3 separate regions of the Mus musculus genome follow, and regions 2 and 3 are each linked to region 1. Evidence: chromatin contacts called from ENCODE Hi-C or POLR2A ChIA-PET data. All regions are on one chromosome and are shown on one strand. The core of a region is the stretch at or near the end of the contact, and the rest is flanking DNA. Distances in the headings are between cores, read along the strand shown.

Region 1 (4,542 bases), core at 1,048-3,547:
GATAGGTAGGCCATAGAGGCAAAAGCAGAGTTGTGGTTATTAGGGACTGAATGGGAGAAGGCTGGGCAGTAGCTGTGATGTGGACAGGGTTACCATTCCAGATGATGGAAAGGAGCTGAAGTGCTAGATAATGTGGTTCACTGCTAAGCCCTGTGATGGTGTCAGAACCTGAATTTTGCACTTTTATCAATCAAGTGAATTTTATAAAATAAATTCACACAAAATAAAAAGAAAAAAGACATAGGCTTAGCACAGACTGAGTGCTCAATAAATATTATTTTCCTTATAAAAACTGGTCCTTACAGATTGTTCTCTGGGTCGGCTGCAGCACCTAGGAGTGTGGTAGATATGCAAAGACATAGGCAATGCCAACAGTCTATGTGTCAGCCTCAGATGTCCGAGGTCCAGCCATGTCTTAGCACCTCAGTGGCTGATATCTTATGGCTGGATGTTGCATGGAGGGATATGCCACTACTGTTACCATCAGCTGATGGACACGTCAGTCTCTTGACTCTTGAGTACACTAAAGTACACTCAAATTTGAAATAAGGATAGACGATCCTTTATTGCGCTCCAAGGTGGAACAAATACTTGCAGTTCTTAAATTACATTTATTTAGTTAATTATTATTTTATTTTACTTAGAAGTCAAAGGAACTTGCAGGAGCTGTTTTTCTCCTACCATGTGGGCTCTGAGATCAAAGTCAGGCATCTCACTGGTTCTCAGGTACTTCCAAATGCTTTTTATAAAATTATTATCATTCTTCCAAATTAAATTTTTTGTAGATTTCTATCTATCCATCCATCTATCTATCCATCCATCCATCCATCCATCCATCCATCTATCCATCCATCCATCCATCCATCTATCTATCTATCTATCTATCTATCTATCCATCCATCTCTCTCTATCTATCTATCTCTGTCTCTATCTCTGTGTATATGTGTGTGTGCATCCATGAGTGAATGCTATTGCTGTTAATTTCAGCAGCCAGAAGAGAGTATCAGATCCCCTGGAGCTGTAACCCCCCCCCCCCCAATCTCCATCTTTTGCTGAGCCATCCCTCAGTCCACTACTTCTAAATTATTTTTGGTCTAGAACTTGCTAGGTAAACCATGCTGGTCTCAACTTCACAGAGATATACCTGCCTCTGCCTCCCAAGTCCTGGGGTAAAGGTGTCTACCACCATGCCTGGCTTACTTCCGAAATCTTGAGGGTAGACTTCTCCAGAGAGCACAGCAGCATTCGTCTGCGCGTCCAAAGTCCTCATTGAGGACTTACTATCAGGACACATTAATACAATGGGCTGAGAATCCAGTATCTGAGAGATGATGAGTTTAGTTATGTTTCATACATGGATATCATACTCACTCCCTCATGGAGTAAGATGATGGACAGCCAGACTGACTGGTTGCTGTGTACTCTGTCAGGATAACCGGAGTATATTGTACTTCAAAGTTGTAAGGAAAGCCATGTCTTGAAAGCTGAGTCACAAGCCGCGTTTCAGAAGGTTGTGGCTCACTCTGGCTGTCACCCATTACATCTGCTCAAACCTCCCAGAATGAATTTATCTCTCCTTCCTTTTACCCTCCTGCCATGTCCAGGTGACATGGGGACAGCTCATACAGCTGTCTCCCTAGCCTTTACCAAAATAAATATGGTCCGCCCCTTTTGTCCAGGCGGAGTCATTTGCACCTTTGAGTCAGAAACTATCTTGTTCCTAATTGTTTAACCGGGCTCTAGTTCACAGAGCCCGCAGTAGCTAGTTTTGCTTCATGGTTCAGTGGCAGAAGCCCTGGGCTGGGATCTGAAGGTGAATTTGTACTGTCAGAGACTGCCGCCTTCAGGCCAGGAGAGGTAAGAGCAGGGCACTGCGCCCCTAGATCATACTGCTGTACGCTTATGAAAAAAATTAAGTGCTCATCTGTGACCTCAGCCTCAAGGCCACCCCAATCCATCTGTCAGATGGGGTGAGCGCACTTATTTCAAAGGGCACCAGCTGCGCTTCCTGACAACTGGGCTCTTGAGGATCCCAACCTTAGACTTGAGTCAAAATCCCGAGGCTGACCAGGCGCTGCTGTACCCTTCTCCAGACGCTTTTTGCCACATTAACTCGCCTGGGCTGCACAGTAGGCAGAGAGCATGCGATCCCCTCCAAACTGGACAGCGGCAGCAGGGCTGGAGGGGACTGCCAGGCCAGGAGAGGTCGAGGAGGGCGACGCTGTGAGCCAGCGCGGCCGCTAGGGGGAGCCAACCTTCGGGCCGACGTCTCGACCCCGCCCCAGCCTCTCGGCTCCTCTCGGCTCGGCTCGGGCGCGGCGACGGCGGCGCGCGCTTCCGCCTCACGGGCTCTGGCCCGGTGCGAGCGGCCGCGGGATGTGGCTCGGGCCCGAGGAGGTGCTGGTGGCTAACGCGCTATGGGTGACGGAGCGGGCCAACCCCTTCTTCGTGCTGCAGCGGCGCCGAGGCCACGGCAAGGGCGGAGGCCTCACGGGTGAGCGGGGCGCGGGCGGCCGGGCCTGTGCGCACCGGGCCTGGCGGGGCAGCAGGACGCGACCCGCGGGCACGCGCAGCGGCACAGGGGGGTCGGAAGGCGGGTGGGGAGGACGATCCCGGGACAGGCAGCAGGGGAAGGACACCAGTGGCCTCCGCCGGGACGTGTGCACAGTCCTGTAAAGTCACATAGCAACCAGAAGCCAGCAGGGTTCCCCAGCTCGCCCTCTGCCTCAGTTTCTCCAGCTGCCTCTGAGGGACCAAGTGGCATAAGCACACGTTTCCTTTTGCCCTCTTTACTCCTAGTTCACTGAAGAGTTGCCTCTTGGCGAAGACCAAAGATGCCCTGACCTCCCCTTCCTCCGGTCTCTCCTCACTTGATGCCGTCAGAGCTCCCAATTCAAAGCTTGTTTTTGCATATTTATCGGTATATATGAAGTGTCCCTCAGAGCTACCCCGGGTGCCTCTCGGGTATCTGAGCACTACCACTCACACAGAAGCAGCTGGAGTGGGAGCCTCTGACTTTGTGTGACATGTGGCATTGTGGGAATCTATTCAGCAGGACTTGTTGGAAGCCCCGTGTGTCCCAGGGCTTGTCAAGTACTCCAGATCCGGCCCTGCAGCAGACCCCTGTACGTGGACCCTTCTGGGTGCCAGATCTTTCAATATGGAAAGTGAATTTTCTGTGAATGCCCTGGTTTTGCAGGGTGGCAGCTGACAGTCCTGCAGATGCAGTTGGTGGCCTCACCTAGGTGACATCAGCTGCCAGCATCTCATGAGCTACACTTCTTAATGTGGAAGGGACTGTACCTTTTCCAAGAAAACTCAATGTTCCCTTCCACAATCAGGCTCCTTCCCGGAGGGCCAAGAGATGACTGGAGTTGATGCTAGGCCTGGCTCCAGGACCCAATGTTTATTGAGAGTTAGGTAGCAGCCCTCTTGAACAGCCCAGTGATCAACCTTGGAAGCTACCATAAGGCCACTGAGGAACACAGGGCACCGTGGGACAAGTCCCTTTTGTTCTAGCATTCATCTGTGTCCAACCGCCTCCCGCCTCTCAAGGCTGAGCGTCCAGACTACGGTGCCAGCCATTCTGTGAATTCCAAATCACATTGAGCCAGGTTTGTGCAGCCTGCCATGGCCATTGGGCCATCACAGCCTCCTGAGCACTGTATACCTAAGAGATTCATCAGGAACGCAGGTTCCTTCGAGCCTCTTTTCAAAACTGACCAGCCTGGCCTGGAGAAGTGGGCTCAAGGGCTGCAAAACCAAGGTTCAAATCCCAGCACCCATATGGTGGCTCACAACCATCTGTAACTTTGGTTATAGAGAACCCAATACCCTCTTCAGGCATCCATGGCCACCAGACACAAACATGTGCACAGATATACATGTAAACACATAATGATCTGGGCAGTGGTAGCTCATGCCTTTACTCTCAGCACTTGGGAGGCAGAGGCAGGCAGATTTCTTGAGTTCGAGGCCAGCCTGGTCTACAGAGTGAGTTCCAGGACAGCCAGGGCTATACAGAGAAACCCTGTCTCGAAAAAAAAAAAAAATGAATTAAGTCAGCCGTGGTGGTGCTTGGGAGGCAGAGGCAAGTGGATCTCTTGAGTTTGAGGCCAGTCTGGTCTATAGAGTGAGTCCAGGACAGCCAGGGCTACACAGAGAAATCCTCTGTCTTGAAAAAAAACAAAAAGGCCGGGCATGGTGGCACACGCCTTTAATCCCAGCACTCGGGAGGCAGAGGCAGGCGGATTTCTGAGTTCGAGGCCAGCCTGGTCTACAAAGTGAGTTCCAGGACAGCCAGGGCTATACAGAGAAACCCTGTCTCGAAAAACCAAAAAAAAAAAAAATAATAATAATTAATAATAATAATAATGTTTGCTAGTCTGAACTTCTCATTAAAGAGTGGGTGTGAGGAGGAGGGTCATCAAGTTAAGGTTTCAGGTCCTGCAATATGGCTCTGCCAGTAGTTTATGCAGAGAGAGACTAAAAGAATGTCCCCAAGACCCAAAGGAAAACCTCACCGTGAACGTTGAGAAGTTG
Region 2 (4,542 bases), core at 820-3,319, 46 kb before region 1:
AGCCATCACACTGGAGATCAAAGTTATTCTTAATAAAGCAGTCACTTAAACAAGAAGATGTAACAATCTTAAATGCTTAGTAACCAAGATTTACAAATGGGAGGGAGAAGTGCTGACCTGCACTGGGGGAAGACCCCAGAGGCTTCTCAGTGACTGAAGGACAGACAGCCAAAGAGCAGCCAATTACATGCCAAGTACTTACATGCCAGCAAATTCAGCCTGGTTCACATTCGTAGAGAACTCCATCCAACAAAAGCAGAATAAACATTTTAGGCCATAAAACCAAAGAGTCAATTTACACAGAATGTGTTCACTGAGTGCTTGAAATTAAATGAATCGATAACTGGAATCTCAGGAACCGTCAAATATGTGAAAATTAACCCGTGGTCTTGGGAAATCAAAAGAGAAAATGAAGGGCAGTCCTGAAAATTAAAGCAGTGCATGAAAATATACTAAGTTTTGTCCATGGTTTTTTTTGTTTTGTTTTGTTTTAAAGATTTATTTACTTATTATATGTAAGTACACTGTAGCTGTCTTCAGACACTCCAGAAGAGGGTATCAGATTTCATTAGGAATGGTTGTGAGTCACCATGTGGTTGCTGGGATTTGAACTCGGGACCTTCGGAAGAGCAGTCAGCACTCTTAACCACTGAGGTATCTCGCCAGCCCGTGTCCATGGGTTTTCAATGTGTTTTTAAATGAATATCAGATGTGACCCTTTTATGTATACAGTTTAAGCCCATTATAACTCTAAAAGGACTGCTTTTATTTTTCAAGTATGATAGATGAGACTTGGGTCAAAAGAAACTTGAAAAACATAGCAGCTAAATACTATTTAGACTATATCCTGATCATATAAGCCAACTATCAAAAGACATTCTGGGGACTTAAGAAAATGGTTTGACAATTAAGAGTACTTGCTGCTCCTCACAACCTCCTGCAACTCTGTTGAACTTGGTTCTGGTCTCAGAAAGCATAGACACCCAGCATACATTCACACAGACACACAGACACATATATAAATAAAAAAATAAAGTAAATCTTAAAAGCATTTTAAAGAGAAGATATTCTGTAGACATTTGAAGCATATAGTTTCAGTAGGAGACAGTATTGATGAAGGGTTGTTAATTATAAAGTAGGACAGTACCATCAAACAAAAGCCCCTGTCAGAGATGCATAATGAAACCCAGATGATGAAATGACAAGTTGATATAAGACACTTTGAAATTCTTAAAATACAGGGGGATTGTTATATGAACTTACAAGTGAAATATTGATAGTTAAACCACTCTGATAGATATGAAAATGTTCATTAGATTATTTTATTTTGTATTTTACTCTCATGCTCTCCTGTTTTTGTTTTCTTTGTCAATCCTTACAAAACAGTGTGAGGTCTCCCTTGGTTTTCTTTCCCCTCCCCATTCCTTCAGGGGTTTTGGTTTTGTTTTTTTGTTTTTGTTTTTGTTTTTTTAATGTGCCTCTGCTCAGTTTAAAATACAGTTGTATTTAGAGTGGCTGTCTGAGACAGTTCCAGTTTGTATCTCATCCTGTGTGAACTCAGACTCCCAAAACATTCTGATTCTCCTGTCCCTTGGTCCTTACTAACTTCCCCTGTCCTCGTTTTCCAAGCCTTAGCTCTGGCATCCCTTCCTCAAAGCCTTCGGGGCATGCTTTCCTGTTCCTGACCCGTCTCCCACCACCACATGAGGCGTAGTCTTTGGTCATTTCCTAAGTTCGGGTGGCTTCTTAAGGCTGCAGATTGACTGTCATGTTGTCCTTGGGTTGTTGTTGCTCTTTGTGTCTGTCAATGTTGGATAAGTACAATTTTAGAAAGTATCTTGAGTTAAACCTAGCATTCACCCTTTGCTAAGATCACAGAGTATATTGTGAACTGAGCCAGAAGTAGACTTGATGCCGTGTCTGTCTCCAGTGCAGTAGTGATGACTTAGTGGGGATTTGGAGGTTTCTTTTGCTGTTCGAGTACTCTGGGAAAGCCTCAGGGCGAGAATGAGAGCCCTAAGGGACCCTAGTAACATGGCCTCACACAGTAGACAGACAGAAGGAGCTATGCTCAGATTCCTCTCACCAAATGCACTTTTTATTCAACTAGAATGCAAAATCGATGGTATAGCTGCCAGTTTTCTGAATTTTTACAGCTTTTTCAGAAGGCACTTACATAACATGGCAGAAGTGGTCTAGAATAATAGATGCCATACCTTTAATTATTTAAATTAAAGATCGTGTACTACTTCAGCATCACATACTAAAATGAGGGCTATTCAGAGATCTTCCATTTAATGTCTTTTTATTTTTCATTTTCTTAGCGTCGTCTTGGAGACGCAGCCAAGAAAGCCATCAGTAAATTGACAACTAGAACGGTGAAAAAGGGCGATAAGGTACAGTAATGAAATTACTTTCCTCTTGGAAGTCTCACTCCCGCTTTGCCCGTCTGGAAAGCCTTCGGGCAGTCTCTCGGCTGCCTGCGCTTGAGGAGGTCCTCTGATGTTTTCTGCTGGTAAAGCCTAGCGCACGTCTTCCAAGACTCCTAATGAGACAAATTGCACATAAGTAGCCAACAGAGGTACATTCTCTCCTGCTTCTTAAGACGGCCACATCTGATTTGGGGTTTGTTTCTTCCCAGCTAAATGAAGACTTTAAAACCTTCATTTCTAGGGTGTCTCAGTTAACAAGGATTAGAAAGAACATTTTGTCTGTGTTGAACCTAAAGCTTAAGGGGACCAAGTCAAAGAGATGATAACAAATAATCGCTGAAGCCTTTCATCAACATTTCTGTCAGAGCTCAAATCCCAAATCGCATCTTAGTGTTAGTTTCTACATTCAGTATATTCAAACTTGCCATGAATTAAAAAAAGAAAGAAAGAAAGCTCTAAAGGCAAAAACCCAGACTCTGCCATCCCACGCCCTGTGCTGATATTTTAGCAGAGAGCTCTGGTAGGAGGATTTTGTGTGATTCTCTATTTTCTTTGTTTTGACACATTCTCTTTTTTTACTATTTTTATTCCCATGCCTTTGAATACTGGAGCCTGTTGTCTTCAAACAGCTCCAGAGGCAGAAACATTCTCACTGGGTGTCATTGCACACTGGGAGGGAAAAGACACTTGCAGAAAATAGAGGCTGCATCAAGACAGCTGCATTTAACCTAGACCAGTCCCTGGTAAAAACGCTTTCATGGCTTGGCCAGCTGCTATTAATTCGATATTTCCTGGATTTGGTACAGCCTACTGTATCATTTTCTTCCTATCAAATAATCTTTCCTGTGATTATTAAAACTAATACATTTTTGTGCCCCTCCATTTGCCAATGGTTGACCATATGGCCATGGCTTAGGTTATTGGCATACTTTGTCTTAAGACAACTCTAGTGGAACTCTGCTCAGGCCAGAGAATGAAGGAAGTTAATTAACCTGGTGACCAAACAACTGGCTGGCTTTTCCTGATTCTTGATAAATACCCATGATTGAGTTAAACTACTAACTGCCCCAAGTCTGTGGCCAGAGTGTAATTCTTATACCTGAGTCAGGACTGTAACATAGGAGTCTACTCAACACTCCACATCATTTGTAACAGCTTTTGGAATTGATCGGCTACATGAGCATCTTGATGAGGACCTAGATTTTTTTTTTTTTTTAGATTGTAACAGTGGAACCTAGTGAGAGTAGGTAGTTATAGAAGAAATGGGGTACACACATGATAATCCAAGATGATCCATTATGAACTATGGAAAAATTAGAGCTCCGGCTTAATGTAAGACACATCATAGAGTCAGTATGAATTATATGATTGGCTCATATGTAATTTGGATCAACATCCTTAAGCAAATGAAAACTTGTATTTTTAGTTCCTTTCCCTTTATAGCCACCTGCTCATGGTAGAGTGTTCTTAGCTGGGCTGTCTGTAGCTCTTGTGTGTCCATGTTCCTCAGCTCTTGTACTTTTGTTTCAGGAAACAGACCCAGACTTCGATCACTGTGCAGTCTGCATAGAAAGCTATAAGCAGAATGATGTTGTTCGGGTTCTCCCCTGCAAGTATGTCGGCTTTCTTTGTTTGAAAGGAATGGTGTTAATGTTTCCCTTCCAGAGTGAGTATCTGCTTGCTCCTGGAAAACTGCCTGACCAGGCTAAGGACCAAATGCTGATAATGGAAGGTCTTGGTCAACTCTGACCAGAATTCCTCTCCAGAATTGTTTGCATATGAAAGAATTGTTTGTATGAGAAAACATGACAACATTGAGGCATATTATAACCTAAGAGTCTGTATTCAGTAACCCTCCCAGGCTAGGCTGTAGCGCGGAGGTAGAGCAGTTGCCTACCTAGCATGTCCCAGTTGTGGATGTAATCCCTAGTACAGCCAAGAAAGACGCAAACCAAACCAAACACCATTTCTTGTTTCTTTCCATCTCAAGACAGAGTTCCTTACAAAGCCCTTTCATGAGTTATCCTCCACTTGCTCTGGGTTCCACAGTGGTAGGGACCTGAGTTATGCAGAATGGAAGACAAGCCATTTGTCTTGTAGCTGCTCAGAG
Region 3 (4,542 bases), core at 1,105-3,604, 43 kb after region 1:
TGGAGATCCTGTCTCAAAAAGCTAAAATAAATAAGAAGACATTAGGTATTATTTACAACAATACTTTAAACTTTGCTGATTCCCAGCACGAATGTAAAAGCTGGGCATGGTCATGCCCACCTGTGCCCCAGTGCTGGTGATCAGAGATGGGCAGCCTAACCAGATAGCCAGCTTCAGGTTCAGTGAGAAACCCTGCCTCAAGGGAATAACGCAGAGCGATGAAATGGGACATGCTGGTCTCTGCCCACACCACCACACAAATACTAAATAAAAAATTTTTTAAAAATTACTTTGTTTGTTTAAAGTACAAAACGGTGATTTCTAGTAAACCTGCTGAGTTACCATCTGAACACAATTCTGGATCATCTCTATCAGCCCAGGAAGATCCCTTAGGTCCACTTACAGTAGATTCCTGTTCCCTTCTGGATCGTCTCTATCAGCCCTTAGATCCACTTACAGTACATTCTTGCTCCCTCTCCCAGCGCCAGGCAACCACTAGTCTGTTCTTTGTAAAAAAAATCCCAAACATTTGATTTTACCAAGTGAAGACTCAGGAGCCAGACATGCTGGTGAAAGCCTACTAGCTCAGAAAAGAGAAAGTACCCAACTGACCTTCTTCAACCCACATCCCAGAAGGAAAAATAAAATTTCTTTCTCCACACTGTCTTAAAAACCTTTCCAACTGAATGTCCCTCCTTCCTATATCCTGTGTGTCTCTCTATCCATGCTCCTGACTTCCTCTTACTTTCTATAGTTTTATTCCTGTGTTCACTCCCTGTCAACTGGTTGCTTGTTCAGCCTCCATACCTATGGTTGACTTTATTCAATCTTGTTTACAAGAAACAGCTCTTGGATTAAAGGTGTGTGCTAGAGCTAAGCCACACCACAACTAGGAACAGATTTTTCCAGTATACAATCTTATAGTGTGATCAGTTATCTTTCAAAACTCTTGGATTAAAGGTGTGAACTAGGGCTAAGCCACACCACAACTAAAGACAGGTTTTTTTCCAGTATACACTCTTGGGGTTCACAGTATGATCCTTCAACACCAATCTTGTAAAGTTTATGGTTTCAAAATACCAATTAAGCCAGGTGGTGGTGGAGCATGCCTTTAATCTCAGCACTTAGGTGGCCAGAATTAGGCAGGTTTCTGTGGGTTTGAGGCCAGCCTGGTCTACAGAGGGAAGGAATTCTAGAATAGCCAGGGCTACACAGAGAGGGAAGAAAAATAAAAAGAAGAAAGAAAAGAAGCCAGCCTGGGGGTATGCCTTAATCTCAGGTTTCAGGGGGAAGAGACAGGACTCTAGTGACTTAACCACTGAGCTCTAGAATGACTTTGTTTATTTTTGAAATATTTACTAATTTTATAAGTATGAATGTTTGCCGGCATGTATGTATATTTACCATGTTCATGCCTAGCACCCACAGAGTTACAGATACTCGTGAGCTGCCATGTAGGTGCTAGGAGCTGAATATGGGTCCTCTGCAGGAGCAGTTAAAGCCAGCGAGCTACAGCTACATAGTAAGATCCAGTCTCAAAAAATATATAAAAAATAAAAAATATAAAAAGTATAAAAAATATACTTTCCAGACCCATCCATTTTCCTACAATGTTGTATCCCAAACTAGCCTCAGACTCTGGAGGGAAAGAGGACCTTTTTTGTTTTGTTTTGTTTGTTTTGTTTTTGTTTTGTTTTTTTGTTTTTGTTTTGTTTTTGTTTGTTTGTTTTTTGAGACAGGGTTTCTCTGTGTAGCCCTGGCTGTCCTGGAACTCACTTTGTAGACCAGGCTGGTCTTGAACTCAGAAGTGCGCCTGCCTCTGCCTCCCAAGTGCTGGGATTAAAGACGTGCGCCACCACCGCCCGGCGATAAAGGACCTTTAATTTGACGTTTTCCTGCCTCCGTCTTGTAAATGCTGAGATCACAGTCACACGACAGTTTTAATTCAAAACCAAGATAGTTTATAATGTCAGCCATGCAAAGATGTCCTGGCTGTAGAAAAGCACCGTCCCTGCTCCGAGTCAGAGAGCCAAAGGCGATGGACCAAACACGTAGGAACACCAGCTCGGGTTGTGTTGTTGTTGTTTTGATTTGATTTGATTTGATTTGACTTGATTTGGTTTGTTTTGATTTGATTTGTTTTTTATGCTTGTCAGGGGATGGAGGCGGGGTTGGGAGGCCGGAGAGGCGAACAGTGACCACCGAGACAGTGGGCTAGAGCGGCTCAAGAGCTCTCAGGGGCGGGGCCGACTCAGTCAGAGAAGAACGGAGAGACGCACCAGGGCATGCGAGGTGGAGCTGAGCCTAGAGGGGCCGGAACCAGCGCAGGTTGGGCGGAGCCTGGGCGGGATTGCAGAGCCCGAGCTCACGGCGGGAGAGTGAGTCCTGAATGGCGCCGGCTCAGCAGTCTCGGGTTCTACGGTGCTGCAGCTGCCACATCTTTCAGGCGCATCAGGTGGGGTGGGCGTCTGCCTCACCCTCTTTCCTAGCAGGACGGTGGGCGAGATATGGAGGGCCGCGTCTCATATGGCCATGGGAAATGACAGTGACGAGGCTGAAGGCTGTGCTTCGTTGCTGTCACTTCACAACACGCCTCTGCCATTTTGTTTGTGTTTATCTGTTGTTGCTGCTGAGGGTTCTGCTCAGAGCTGTGGGCGCGCTCTTCCACTGAGCTACCACCCAGCCCAGTGTATGTCGGTTTTTTGCATGATCGTTGTAGAATCCACAGTAGTTGTTTCTTCTGAGGCGGCTTCCATTGGATACTAGCAAAATGGTCAGGAATCCAGGTTGAGGAGTAGCGTCCTCTACGCAGAACCTAGCCCATCATTACACTCAGTGTCTCTTCTCAGTTTTATTACAGTGAATGGTGAGCTTTAAAAGCCCTAGGGTTGGGTGTTCGCCTAACATTCCCACAGCCCAAAAATGGGATTAGGCATGGCAATGAATGAAGGTAGGAGGGCTTAGCGAGTTTGAGGCCAACCAGGGTTATCCGAGACCCTGTTTCAAAACAAGCAAAACTGAATAATGTATAAGCAGTTTGGACTCCATTTTGACATTCCCCTTGGTGGGCCCGGATGTCACTTGGTGCCTCTACCTGCAGCCTTATCTTCGTGGTAATAGTTACCTCCATGCTCATTAGAGCCAGCACAACCCATAAATGGTTAAAGGGGATAGTGGTCGGTGTTTGTTTGAGAGGCTTTGTTTCATACGTCAAGTTGGCTCCAGGCTCTAGATCCTCCTGCCTCAACCTTATTAGTTAACTTCTGAGCTGATCCCCAACCCAAATCTTAGTCTTGGTGGTAGTGGTTTTATTGTTTTAGGGGGTGGAATTTGGTTTGGTTTTGAGGGTGTTGCCAAGACATAATTTCAATATTTACTTTAGATTGACCTCTAATTCCTAATCCCTGGCCTCAGCTTCCTGAATATCTAGAGTATATATCTCTAATGCCACGTCAGTCCCAGGAGACTTACGAATCAGCCTAGATCTCTTTGTATAGTTAAGCATAATCTTTCATGACATTTCTTCAAGGAGCTTTTGTATCTATATAAAAAAATTATTTTTATGTGTATGGTTTGCCTTGCATGTATGTCTGCACCCCATAAAATGTGGTACCCACAGAAGCCAGAAGAGGGTCTTAGATCTCCTGGAGTTAGAGGGACAGACAGTTGTGAGCTGCCACATTGGTGCTAGGAACAGAACTTAGGTCCTTTACAAGGGCAGCCAATTCTCTTAACTGATGAACTGTATCTCCAATGTACTAGCTGCCACAGAGGCATATCTCCAGCTCTGGAATTCCTGCCCCACTCTGTGCTCGCATGCGCATGTAGTGTGTGTGTCTGTGTGTCTGTCTGTCTGTCTGTGTGTCTGTTATATGCATGCTTGTATGCAGATAAGCACATGGAGGCCAGAAAGGAACATTAGTTCTGCTGTCTTTCCACCTTATTTCTCTGGAACAGGGTCTATCACTGAACCTGGAGCTAGGCTGGCAGCCAGCAGTCCCCATTGACCCCATTCCCACCTCCGACAGTCCTGTGAACACAGGCTCACGTGGCTACGGAGATCTGACCTCAGGCCCTCATGCTTGCTCAGCAAATAAACTTTTACCCATTGACATTCCTTTTTTGGACCCTGGGATGGCAAAACTCCAACTGGATGTTTGTTGTTTCATACAAATGGCCAATCTTCCCAGCACCTACCTATTAAATAGTACAGTCCTTCCTCACCTAAAATGCTACTTTCAGGGCTGGGGGTATAGCTAAGTTATTTCTGATTCACATCTACCTGTCATATGAAGTTGTTTGAGCTATAATTTCCAATATTTCATTGTAGGTGAAGAAGAGTCTCAAATGGACATGCAAGGCTTGTGGAGAGAAGCAGTCATTTGTTCGGGTAAGTACTGAGAAAAAAACTAAAGAGCCCAACCTCTCTTCCTACAGCCAGGATCCTTTTCTCTCACAGTTCACCTTTGAGAGCTGCTGCACCCTGGGTTCCTTCCTCCTGCATCGTCAGTGGGTGGAGCAGTGACTACACAGGGTCTGTCC

The links. A loop is a pair of places that touch in the nucleus more often than their neighbours do. ChIA-PET counts read pairs that join two places held with the same protein, here RNA polymerase II (POLR2A).
Region 2: a loop to region 1 is called in a map of T-helper 17 cell, with 1.9 times the contacts of the local background. The contact joins the enhancer-like site here to the promoter of Tbc1d9b in region 1. A Hi-C loop is called at or near these places in 2 of 37 maps with a recorded cell type or tissue (T-helper 17 cell and heart). POLR2A ChIA-PET finds 5 or more read pairs at or near these places in 1 of 5 experiments (Patski).
Region 3: a loop to region 1 is called in a map of gastrocnemius, with 5 times the contacts of the local background. The contact joins the promoter of Mrnip here to the promoter of Tbc1d9b in region 1. A Hi-C loop is called at or near these places in 1 of 37 maps with a recorded cell type or tissue (gastrocnemius). POLR2A ChIA-PET finds 5 or more read pairs at or near these places in 2 of 5 experiments (Patski and embryonic stem cell).

What each region holds. Positions count from the first base shown.
Region 1 is chr11:50,129,063-50,133,604 of GRCm38, forward strand. Tbc1d9b (TBC1 domain family, member 9B) reads left to right here and starts at 2,298. Exons shown (of 22, transcript NM_001290760.1): 1 at 2,298-2,494. The coding sequence starts at 2,377.
Region 2 is chr11:50,083,417-50,087,958 of GRCm38, forward strand. It overlaps Rnf130 (ring finger protein 130), which reads left to right. Exons shown (of 9, transcript NM_021540.4): 4 at 2,325-2,396; 5 at 3,963-4,045. Among named protein-coding and RNA genes, the nearest start is that of Mir340, 16 kb to the left of the region's middle. Within about 2 kb of position 2,070, at least 1 of the 3 ENCODE cell types and tissues checked has a DNase peak (open chromatin) inside an H3K27ac peak, as active enhancers do.
Region 3 is chr11:50,172,497-50,177,038 of GRCm38, forward strand. It overlaps Mrnip (MRN complex interacting protein), which reads left to right and starts at 2,355. Exons shown (of 7, transcript NM_026543.3): 1 at 2,355-2,455; 2 at 4,331-4,390. The coding sequence starts at 2,390. Tbc1d9b (TBC1 domain family, member 9B) reads left to right here. Exons shown (of 22, transcript NM_001290760.1): 22 at 1-289.